4 separate regions of the Homo sapiens genome follow, and all the other regions are linked to region 1. The links are chromatin contacts, found by Hi-C or POLR2A ChIA-PET in ENCODE. All regions are on one chromosome and are shown on one strand. Each heading gives the region's core, a stretch centred on a gene start or an enhancer-like site at or near the end of the contact. The rest is flanking DNA. Distances are from core to core; before and after follow the strand shown. Region 1 holds the start of ZNF653 (zinc finger protein 653). Region 2 holds the start of SMARCA4 (SWI/SNF related BAF chromatin remodeling complex subunit ATPase 4). Region 3 holds the start of CARM1 (coactivator associated arginine methyltransferase 1). Region 4 holds the start of ZNF709 (zinc finger protein 709).

The links. A loop is a pair of places that touch in the nucleus more often than their neighbours do. ChIA-PET counts read pairs that join two places held with the same protein, here RNA polymerase II (POLR2A). Pooled maps may share reads with other maps.
Region 2: a loop to region 1 is called in a map with no recorded cell type, with 18 times the contacts of the local background. The contact joins the promoter of SMARCA4 here to the promoter of ZNF653 in region 1. A Hi-C loop is called at or near these places in 3 of 37 single-sample maps with no recorded cell type and 11 of 50 pooled maps. POLR2A ChIA-PET finds 5 or more read pairs at or near these places in 1 of 52 experiments (H1).
Region 3: a loop to region 1 is called in a map of CD8-positive, alpha-beta T cell, with 4 times the contacts of the local background. The contact joins the promoter of CARM1 here to the promoter of ZNF653 in region 1. A Hi-C loop is called at or near these places in 2 of 168 maps with a recorded cell type or tissue (CD8-positive, alpha-beta T cell and naive thymus-derived CD4-positive, alpha-beta T cell), 7 of 37 single-sample maps with no recorded cell type and 18 of 50 pooled maps.
Region 4: a pooled map shows a loop between it and region 1 (4-fold over the local background). The contact joins the promoter of ZNF709 here to the promoter of ZNF653 in region 1. A Hi-C loop is called at or near these places in 4 of 50 pooled maps.

The regions. Positions count from the first base shown.
Region 1 is chr19:11,504,424-11,507,123 of GRCh38, reverse strand. ZNF653 (zinc finger protein 653) reads left to right here and starts at 1,285. Exons shown (of 9, transcript NM_138783.4): 1 at 1,285-1,636. The coding sequence starts at 1,338. ECSIT (ECSIT signaling integrator) reads left to right here. Exons shown (of 8, transcript NM_016581.5): 8 at 696-1,195. The coding sequence ends at 940. RefSeq lists silencers at 1,090-1,139, 1,300-1,969 and an enhancer at 2,120-2,189.
Region 2 is chr19:10,959,723-10,962,422 of GRCh38, reverse strand. SMARCA4 (SWI/SNF related BAF chromatin remodeling complex subunit ATPase 4) reads right to left here and starts at 1,393. Exons shown (of 35, transcript NM_003072.5): 1 at 1,249-1,393. RefSeq lists silencers at 1,026-1,085, 1,136-1,195, 1,246-1,665.
Region 3 is chr19:10,870,166-10,872,865 of GRCh38, reverse strand. CARM1 (coactivator associated arginine methyltransferase 1) reads right to left here and starts at 1,313. Exons shown (of 16, transcript NM_199141.2): 1 at 944-1,313. The coding sequence starts at 1,163. RefSeq lists an enhancer at 1-43 and silencers at 784-993, 1,084-1,133, 1,264-2,053.
Region 4 is chr19:12,483,553-12,486,252 of GRCh38, reverse strand. ZNF709 (zinc finger protein 709) reads left to right here and starts at 1,437. Exons shown (of 4, transcript NM_152601.4): 1 at 1,437-1,598. The coding sequence starts at 1,596.

The sequences.
Region 1 (2,700 bases), core at 36-2,535:
TGAGGTCACCCAGCCCTGTTGGCCCTTGTTCATTCCCTCCCTCCTACAACTCTGTGCTGGCTACTGGGTGTCACCAGGACAAACCTAGTCCCTCGAGTCAGCAAGGGAACAGGCAAATTACACTTTGGGGAGCTTAGGAGAGGAGCATGCCTTGAGTGGGGGGTCAGGAGGCCTTCCTGGCAGAATACAGAAAAACCAGGAGTCATCGCCCGGGTGAAGTGTGGAGTGGGCAGCCTAGGCAGCGGGGCTAGCTTGTGCAAAGGTTTGGAGGCACAAGAAAGTGGAAGGAAGCCGGGCACAGTGGCTCACGCCTGTAATCCCAGCACTCTGGGAGGCTGAGGCGGGTAGATCATTTGAGGTCAGGAATTCGAGACCAGCCTGGCCAACATGGTGAAACCCCATCTCTACTAAAAATTTAAAAATTAGCCCGGCGTGGTGCTGTGCACCTGTAATCCCAGCTCCTCGGGAGGCCGAGGCAGGAGAATCACTTGAACCTGGGAGGCGGATGTTGCAGTGAGCCGAGATCTCGCCACTGCACTCCAGCCTGGGTGACACAGCGAGACTCCGTCTCAAAAAAAAAAAAAAAAAAAAAAAGGAAGTGGAAGGGAGTGTAAAATACCTCAAAAAGGTGTAGGCATGGGTTAGCCGCTGCAGCCCCCACTGTGCAAACCTTAAGGGTGCATGTCTTCCAACAGTGGAGGAAGGCCCTGTCTTCGCCATGTGCATGGCGGGTGCTCATGACCAGGCGACGATGGCTAAGTGGATCCAGGGCCTGCAGGAGACCAACCCAACCCTGGCCCAGATCCCCGTGGTCTTCCGCCTCGCCGGGTCCACCCGGGAGCTCCAGACATCCTCTGCAGGGCTGGAGGAGCCGCCCCTGCCCGAGGACCACCAGGAAGAAGACGACAACCTGCAGCGACAGCAGCAGGGCCAGAGCTAGTCTGAGCCGGCGCGAGGGCACGGGCTGTGGCCCGAGGAGGCGGTGGACTGAAGGCATGAGATGCCCTTTGAGTGTACAGCAAATCAATGTTTTCCTGCTTGGGGCTCTCTTCCCTCATCTCTAGCAGTATGGCATCCCCTCCCCAGGATCTCGGGCTGCCAGCGATGGGCAGGCGAGACCCCTCCAGAATCTGCAGGCGCCTCTGGTTCTCCGAATTCAAATAAAAAGGGGCGGGAGCGCTGTTGGTTGTGCGCATGCGCAGTTTCCATTCTTGGTCTCCTTTTGGCGCCCTGGGGCAGCGAGAGACCGTGAGAAATTTCTCGGCGGCGCCGAAGATGCGCGCCACTTCCGGTCTGGCTCCTAACAACGGGGGAGGCTGGTAACCAGGGTGGGGGGGATGGCGGAGCGGGCGCTAGAGCCCGAGGCGGAGGCGGAGGCTGAGGCGGGCGCGGGCGGGGAGGCAGCAGCCGAGGAGGGCGCAGCGGGCCGAAAGGCGCGGGGCCGGCCGCGACTCACGGAGTCGGACCGGGCCCGGCGACGGCTCGAGTCCCGGAAGAAGTACGACGTGCGGCGCGTGTACCTGGGCGAGGCGCACGGGCCCTGGGTGGACCTGCGGCGCCGCAGCGGCTGGAGCGACGCCAAGCTCGCCGCCTACCTCATCTCTCTGGAGCGCGGCCAGCGGAGCGGCCGCCACGGGTGAGGGGGCCTGGCCCCGAGGGAGGGAGGGAGGAGACGCCCCCAGACCCCGCCGGGCTTTACCCCGCCCCCTCCGCTTCTAGGGCCAGCCCCCGGCACCTGCGGACCCCGCCCAGGAGCCGGGCCGGCGGCCTGGGTCTCGTACTGCCTGGCCGGGACGCGCCTGGCTCGTGGCCCCGCCTCCCATCGTTCCGACTGCCCAATCCTAGGGTGCACCCAGCCCCTCGACCCGCCTTCTGAGCGCTTGGCCCCGCCCGCTAGAACTCTGGCGGCCCAATCCTGGGACTGGCCCCACCTCCAGGCCTTGTAACTAACCAGGCCCTGGGGGGGCAGCCCCGCCCCCTCACCGGTCTCATCCTCCCCCGCTTAGTTCCCCACCTGGCCTGGGACTCTGGACACCCTGGGGCACTCAGCCCTGCCCTTCTTGAAGTTCTGGTGCCCCATCTGGGACTCCGTATGGCCCCATTCCCACAACCCTAGATCCAACACATCCGGGGGACCCTTCACAACCTGGACTGCACTCCCCTAAACCTATTTCTGTGAAGCAACTCAGCCCAGGGAGACTCGGATGAAGAGGAAACCCCTAGTTAGCTTGGCAGGTGGAGGGCAGAGAGGCCTGTCTTTGTAAATTCTCAGTCTTGAGAAGGAGCAGTGTGGATGGAGTTTTTCCCTTCCTGCCTTATATGTTGATGTGATGATTGAGTTAAAATAGGCAAAGAGCTTAGAAGAGTGCCTGGCAGGTAGTGGGTTCCCTAAGTATTAACTTTTACGAGGATGACGTTTATTCCGTATCACAAGCAGTGCCGCAAGGAAATCCTTGTTCTGCCCTGGTTTTCAGGTACACATGTTCTCATGTTTCTCTGGGGGGAGATTCTGAGAGTCAAGAATCAAACAGATCCTGCTAAGTTATACCCACCCCTTTCCCAGGACAGCAGGCTGGCTTATATGCTCAAGAGCAGGACTGGAAATGCTGGGAGCGCAAAGATACCTGCCTCATGGAGCGGACATTCTGGTGGGCAGAGGGGATGGCTTGTTCAAAGGTCTGGGGGGTTTTTTTGTTCGTT
Region 2 (2,700 bases), core at 144-2,643, 540 kb after region 1:
ATAGGCCAAGAGAGTTTGTTCCCACATTTACCACCCGCTCCCCTCCAAGACTGCAGAGGCTCCAGGATCCAACCCCCGACCATCCAACACTTAGTAGGGCCTCAAGAAGTTATCTGCTGAACAATGAGGGAGATTGGACCAGACAATTACAATAGTGCTTCCCGCTTGCGAGGAACCATTTTACAGGCTTTCACCAATTCCATTTGGGAGATTACCCCCTTTCACAAAGGAGCTTTCACAAAGGAGGAAAACTAAGAGGTTCAGAGAGGTTAAGCCACTTCCCTAAAGTGACAGTGTGCTAAGTGACTGACAGCACCAGGAATCAAGCTTGAATGCAGCCTATCAATCCAAACTGAAAACTTGCTTCAAATTCCTGCGAAGCGGCTTTTCCGCTTATTCCCTTGCTACTTTCCCCAAGGAGTCACTGACCAAAAAAAAAAAAAAAAAAAATCAAGACTGGTATCTTCAAGATCGGGACAAAACACTCGCCCAAAAGGTCCACGTTGAAAATAAAAGCCTTAATCTGAAAAACCAATTGGGAAGGAGAAAAAAGGATGCAAAAGAAAAGCAATGCTTTTACACAGCAAAGGATTTCCTCCGTGCTCCCCTACTTGCCGCCGACCCCATCCCCAACCCCAATTCGGGCAAACATTTTGAAGTCACTAACTGCAAGGCATCGGGGGAGTCCTTTACCTTTCCTTGAAAATCTGGAATGACACGTTTTTAAGACAATTTGAGGTCGGCTAGCCCAAGGGGACCGCTAATGCCCGTGTCCGGCCGACGCCGGACATATCTGGAGGTTTGGCTGAGCCCCGATCGCAGCTTCGCCAAAAACGCAACATTCGGGTCGGACCCGTTACCACGCAGCCAGAAAAGCCCCAACGCCTGCCTATTGTTGCAGCCGCTGTAATTGGGAGGGCGACTGTAGGGGTGCCGGGCGAGGGGGGCGAGCTTTGTCCGGCGACCCCGGCGAGAGCGCGCGCGGAGAGGATCGCGCGGCCTCCACGCGGCCCGGGCCCCCCACCCACCCCGCCGCTCCGCGGGGGCCGCCGCTGCCACGGCCTCGCGACACTGTGGCCTTCCCCACGCGCGCGGCTGCCGGCTGGGCTTCTTGACCCTCGGGCGCCGCCGTACCCCGGCCCCGCACAGGGCGCGCCGGCAGCCCCCTCCCCCCTCGGCGCCCCGGCTCCATTCAAACCGCCCTCCCCGGCCCCGCGCCGCGCTGCCCCCGCGGCCCGCGTTCCTTACCAGGAGCCGCCGGCGCCGTCGACTTCCCGGCGCCTCCCCCGCCCCTCCGCGCGGGGCCGGGGGCAGAATGGGCGTCTCGCTTCTCTTCACGAAACAAAGAAGCCGCCGCCGCCGCCAAACGAGGGGAAGCCTCGCGCGCGCGCCCGCCCGCCTCGGCCACCGCCCCCCCTTCACACACACGCGCGCCACCCGCGCCCCCGCTGCGCGCGCGCTCGCCGGCTCCCCTCCCCCTCAGCACCGCGGCGGCCTCTCCAGCTTCCGCCGCCTGCCCGGCCTCGTGCGCGCGCCAGCCCGCCCTTCCGCTCCCGGCGCGCGTGCGCGCCCGTCCCTGGGCGGACGGGGGTGGGCGTGGCCCGGAGGAAGCACGCGCGTCCGATGCACCGCCCCACTCGGGCCGCGATGGCCCCGCGCCTGCGCACGCTTCGCCTTCTGCACGCCTCGCGTCTTGACGCCCCGGAGCATGCGCAGAGCGGACGCCACTGCGGCGGCGGTGGCGGCGGCCGCGGTGACGATGGGGCAACTGGAGAATGGGATCCCGGTGGCCGTGGGGTCCGTGGGGAAAGGAGGTCCCTGAGGCTCGGAAATAGGAACCCTGGACCGTAGGACGGGCCGCCTGGACCAAGACCGGGCAGTGGTTTCCCGCGGGCCAAGGGCGCGCCTGGGAACCGCTTTGATCCCTGACCTGGGGCGGCGAGGCCTATTTGGGGAGGCAAGGCGGGGCCCGACCGTGGCCGCCTTCTCTGCAAAACTTCCCAAGTGCCATTAATTAGCTTAGCAAATATTTATTGATCTGCTACTGTGTCCCAGCCGCCGTGGAGCCCTCGGTCTAGTGGGGAAGGAGGACAAGAAGCAAGATTAATAAGCAAAATAGTGCAGTATGAGAGGCCGGACTTGGTGGCTCACGCCTGTAATCCAGCACTTTGGGAGGCCGAGGCGGCCGGATCACCTGAGGTCGGGAGTTAGAAACGAGCCTGACCACCATGGTGAAACCCGTCTCTATTAAAAATACAAAAATTAGCCGGGCGCGGTAGCTCATGCCTGTAATCCCAGCACTTAGGGAGGCCTAGGCTGGTGGATCATGAGGTCAGGAGATGAGACTATCCTGGCTAACACGGTGAAACCCCGTCTTTACTAAAAATACAAAAAATTAGCCGGGCGTGGTGGCACACGCCTGTAGTCACAGCTACTCGGGAGGCTGAGGCAGGAGAATCGCTTGAGCCCAGGAGGTGGAGATTGTAGTGAGCCGAGATCGTACTATTGCACTCCAGCCTGGGCAACAAGAGTGAAATTCCGTCTCAAAAAAAATAAATAGTACAGTGTGAGGTGAACACTGGGAGGATCATGGACATTTTAAATAGGGCAGCCACGGAAGTCGTCGTTGCAAAGAACACGTTTGAATGCATACAGGCTGGTGGTGAAAGAGAGAAACCTTCCTCCGAGAGTGAAGGCCCT
Region 3 (2,700 bases), core at 64-2,563, 630 kb after region 1:
CCCAGGGCATCAGTGCAAGAAGCCCTGAAAGACAAAGCCAAATGACACAGAGTAGCAAAATGTGAACAAGGAATCAAAGAGAAGAGATAAGAAGGAGTAACAAGAAGAAGAATGAACTACAAAGACTGGGAGCGGGGGTGGGGGGTGCTGGCAAACGCATTTGTGATTTTCTTTTCCCCCCAGTGAAATGTCAGTTTTGAAAGCAGCTTCGGAAAATGTAACCAGCTTCTCACATCCCCCAAAAGAAGATGGGAGGAGGCTGTTAGCTCTTACTTCGAAGCCCGGCATCAGGAAGGGGCCCGTCCCGTCCACGTTTCCACGAGGAGCTCACCCTGCGGCTCCCACCGTCCCCGCATGGGCCCTCTCCCCAGATCCTGAAGTTTCCCATTCGGGGGTCCTGAACGCCACACCTCGCACAGCGGTGGAACTCGGTACTCGCGGGCGCCCCAGACCAGCAAACACTTTCCAACCGTCCTGAGCTATCCAGGGGGTCCCCAGAGGGATCCCGGGCCGCCCACGCCCCACCCTCCTCCCTGCAGAGGCGGCCACGCCCGCCCCCGAGACGCCCACCTCTCCCGCACCCCGGACCTCCCTCCCCCACGCTTAAGCCCACCACGCCTGGCGTCCTCCAAATTCCCCTTCCACTCAGAGCCCCCCACTTCCTGCTCACCCACCCCTCCCAAATCTCAGGCCCTTCACTCCCCATTTCGCGCTCCCTTGCTCACTCTGGGCACCTTGCCCCTCCGGCCACCACGCACGCCCTCTTTTCTCTGTCTGTCCCCTGGCACCGGCCCTCCACGGTCGCTCCCTGCAGGCCACCGGCTCAGTCCCGGGGACCCCACGCCAGGCCCCCGCGCTCAGGGCCCCTCCCCGCCGGCCCCCGCCCCGGGCCGGCCTCGTGAGCAGCCCCGGCCCTGCGCCTGCCCCGGGGCCCCGTACTCACGGCTGTAGAGGGCGATGCCCGCCGAGTCCGGGCCGGCGCGCACCTCGAGGCGCAGCGCCTGCTGCTCCGCGTGCCGCTGGATCTCGCCGTTCGCGTCGCCGATGGTGAGGAGGCGGGCGCCGGGGAACACCGACACGGTAGCGCAGGGCCCCGCGCCGCCCGGGACCGCCGACCCCGCGCCGCCCGCGCCCGGCCCCACCGCCGCCGCCGCCGCTGCCATCTTAGATCCGGCTCCAGGCCCCGCCGCCGCCGCCGCTGCGCCCGGGCCCAGGCCGCCGCCGCTGCCGCCGCCGCCGCCGCCGCCGCCGCCGCCGCCGCCGCCGCCGCCGCCGCTGCCGCTACCGCCGCCGCAGCCGCCGTGCAGGCCGAGGCCGAGCCGGGCAGCGCCGCCTGCCGGCCACGCGCCGCCTCGCCGCCGCCGCCGCCACCGTCGCCGCGGCCCGGCCCCGTGGCGCAGCGCCCTCTGCCGGCCGTCCTGGGCGCGGGGAGCTAGCGAGCGAACGAGAGGGCACCCCGTGGGGCGGGACCGGCTACGCCCCGCCCCGCGAGAACGGTCGCCGCTTTGTGAGGTGGCTCCACCGCCCGGGAACTGCGGGGCGGGAGGGTACGTCGGGGGCGGTGCTCGGGCGCGCGGGCACGCCCCTCGGAGGCCTGGGCCCCGCCCCCAGGCCGGCGCCTCATTAACGGCTGCTTTCGAGTGAGGCGGTGCGGGGACGGCGGGGGCGGTGCTCGGCCGCGTGGACACGCCCTGTACCCCGCCCCACACAAGCAGCCGCGCGTCGTGATGCGGCTTCCCTGCCCCGACCTGGACACGCCCCTGAGACTGGGCCCCACCCCCCCGGGCCCGCCCGGCTTTGTGAGGCAGCCCTCAGGGAGGCGTGGCCCAGCCGCGACGAGGCCCCGCCCCCGTGCCTGCCCGCGCCCTCCCACCCGGACTCGCTTTGTCAGCCGCCCCGCTCTGGGGAATGGGCGGGGGAAAGGGCGTGGCCAGCGCCCGGGCCTCGCCCCCAACCCTTCCCCCCACCGCCCCCGCACCGACGATTTCCGATGAGCCCTGGCCTCCAGGAGCAACCTGAGCCCGGTTGAAAGGACCCCTCCCCGACATTCGACCGCTCCTCCTCCCTTCCCCATCATCTCTGCCCACATTGCCTTCTTAATCCTTAATGTTTGACTGTCTCCTTTCGCACAAGATATCCTTTGACCCCCTCCTCTCTCAGCCCCTCCTCCAACGATGCTGAGTCCAGCCTGGCCCGGCGCAGGGCCCCTCTCCCGCCACACAAACCCGTCTTCTCTCTGCATCCCCCTTCATTTTGGGTGGCCCCATCTCTTTTGGGCGACCCAGTGAGCTTGGGCCACTTCCTAGCACTCCAGCTTTAACTCTTCCCTAGACCTCATTTACGCCTCATTCCTTTTTTTTTTTTTTTTTTTTCTTTGAGACGGAGTCTCGCTCTGTCTCCCAGGCTGGAGTGCAATGGCTCGATCTCAGCTCACCGCAACCTCCGCCTCCCGGGTTCAAGTGATTCTCCTGCCTCAGCCTCCCGAGTAGCTGGGACTACAGGCATGCTCTACCACGCCCAGCTAATTTTTTATTTTTAGTAGAGACGAGGTTTCACCATGTTGGTCAGGCTGGTCTTGAACTCCTGACTTCAGGTGATCCGCCCGCCTCGGCATCCCAAAGTGCTGGGCCTACAGGCATGAGCCACCGCGCCCGGCCCCTTTTGTTTTTTGAGACAGGGTCTCACTGTGTTGCCCAGGCT
Region 4 (2,700 bases), core at 188-2,687, 980 kb before region 1:
GGGGCCTCACTATGTTGCCCAGGCTGATCTCAAACTCCTGGGCTCAAGCAGCCCTCCCACCTAAGTTTCCTAAAGTGCTGGAACTACAGGTGTGAGCCATCATGCCCTGCCCATTAGTAGGTTTGATCCAATATCTTAAGTATATTGAGTTTCCTAGTACATGCCAAATTTACATAATCTTTTGTGGTTTTTTAAATAATCTCAGTGAAAATGGAATTAATTGCCTTATCGATATCATAGCCATTTACATTTCAAAATTCTCTAGGGGCTGGGTGCAGTGGCTCATGCCTGTAATCCTAACACTTTGGGAGGCTGAGGCCAGCAGATCACTTGAGCCCAGGAGTTCAAGATCAGCCTGGGTGAGATAGTGAGATGCTGTTTCTACAAAATAAAAATAAAAAGAAAGAAAGAAATTAGTCAAGCATGGTGGCACGTGCCTGAGGTTCCAGCTACTCAGGTGGCTGAGGTGGGAGGATTGCTTGAGCCCAGAAGGTCGAGGCTGCAGGGGGCTCTGATTGCACCACTGCATTCCAGCCTGAGGGACAAAGAAGGGCCCTGTCTCAAAAACAAAAACCACAAACCAAACAAACATAAAGGATCCACAAAAGTTCTCTAGGGACATAGTCAAAAACTGGTCCGAAATAAATATCCTTCCAGTGTTCAGTTTTACTGAACACATCTCATGGCTTTGGGTTTAACTGAATAATTCCTCACTGGGCACGGTGGTTCATGCCTGTAATCCCAACACTTTGGGAAGCCAAGGAGCATCACCTGAGCCCAGGAGTTCGAGACTAGCCTGTGCAACATAGTGAGACCACCCCACCACCGCCATCTCTACCGAAAAAAAAAAAAAAAGGAACTCCTTCTCTCAGACTAGGGCTGTGGGGTCCAAACTTCCCACTAGAGCAAAGTGTGGGGGGAGGGAAGGGATGGGTGACGGCCTAAACCCTGTCAGTTGTCAAAGATTAAAACGTAGTCACTCTTTGTTAGGTATGATGAGGTCACTCTGTCACTCTAAGTGTCTGTATTTGTAAACAAGAGTCAGAAATCCATGAATGGCCTCGCAGCCTTATGCTAAGTCTGGGAGCGTCTGACCCTTCCGTTCTAGTCTGGCATGGCCCGGGCGTCCTTTTTCGCTGTGGACAAAGAGCCTTTTTCTGGAAACTGAGCCTGGAATTTCCTGCGCTGTGCACGCTTGTGTCTCCGCGCTCAGAAGGAGCTGCAGGAAGACACCAGTGCCCGACCCCGGGTACGTTAACAAATTCTGCTTAGACGCAAATATCCGTGGCAGGGGAACAGATTCCTGACCCCGGACGAATGCAGGTTGCTTAGAGACGCGACTTCCCTACTAGCTGTCACTCAGGCAACGAAGGCGGGTCCAAGAGTGCAATGTCCAATCAGGGGCGCCGCCGGGAAGGCGGGCGGAGGGGCGCTGCGCAAACGGCGAGGGCGTGGCTACCAGCCGCTGCGCTCCGCTCTGGGGTCTCCTCACCCCAGAAGGCCCTCAGGTGGAGGAAGGGCCTCAGGTGGAGGTAGGACCTGTGCTGGCCGCGGGAGAGGTAAACAGAACACCAGGACATCCCAGAGTCTGGGAAATGGTAAGTGTGCGGGGCTGGGGGTCTTGAGATGGGAGAGAGGGGCGGGTTGAAACCGGCCGGATCTGGCTGTGGTGGGACCCAGGCCTCCCCGCCGTTGTCTCCCGGGTCTGTGGACCCGAGTCCTCCTGGCGCAGCTCGGCCCTCGGTCTCTTTGGCCGCAGGATGGGGCTGGGCCGGCAGCCGGGACCCCGGACGTCTTGTCAAGTCCCTGCGCGGCGACTGCGGCCCCAGTCCCGGAGCCCTCTCTGGGCAGCTCCGAGCCCGCAGCCTCGCGTCTCCCCAGATTGTGCTGGGGCACGGGAGGGTCATGGAGGGAATCCCGTCTCGGTCGTGGGGTTCGTGCGTGGGAGGAGCAGTGTTGTGTGGGGTCCTCAGTCCCTCTTTTCTTCCCAAGGGAGGACTCGTTTCTCAAGGTTTCCAAGTGTATGGGAAGCCAGATCTCAAACCCACGACCGTGTCCTCCAGCCTGGCTCTTCCCAGAGCTGGGATTAAATCCCTAAATTTCTAGATCTCTTTCAAATGCCAATGTCTTCTCTCCAGTTCACAACGTCGTTATTTCAACCAGACGCAGTATTTTAATTATCCTTTTTGTACAGAGGAATGGATGGTTCTTTTAAAAAGATTTAACGTATGCTTTGGGGTATTTATATGAGAGGAAAACAGAGGAGAAGGACTTGAAGCTACCTCGTGTAAAATGCTTGTGCCTCTCTTGCCAGTATCTCTCCTGGGACCTGACATCCTATGGGAACTCCTTTGGGTTGAGTCTCCTTTTTGGAAACTTTTCTGGGAGATCTGTCCTTTCCAGCGCAGCACTTCCCCTCCCTGGGCTTATCACCTTGAAAAGATTTACTCACTTAATTGATTCTCAAAAAATGTAAAATATACGTAATTAGGAGACCTACAGCCCAGCCAACATGGCGAAACCCCGTCTCTACTAAAAATATAAAAAATTAGCCGGGCGTGGTGGTGCACATCTGTAATCACGGCTACTCAGGAGGCTGAGGCAGGAGAATCACTTGAACCCGGGAGGCAGAGGTTGCAGTTGAGATGAGATTGCGCCACTGCACTACAGCCTCGGCGACAGAGTGAGACTCTGTCTCAA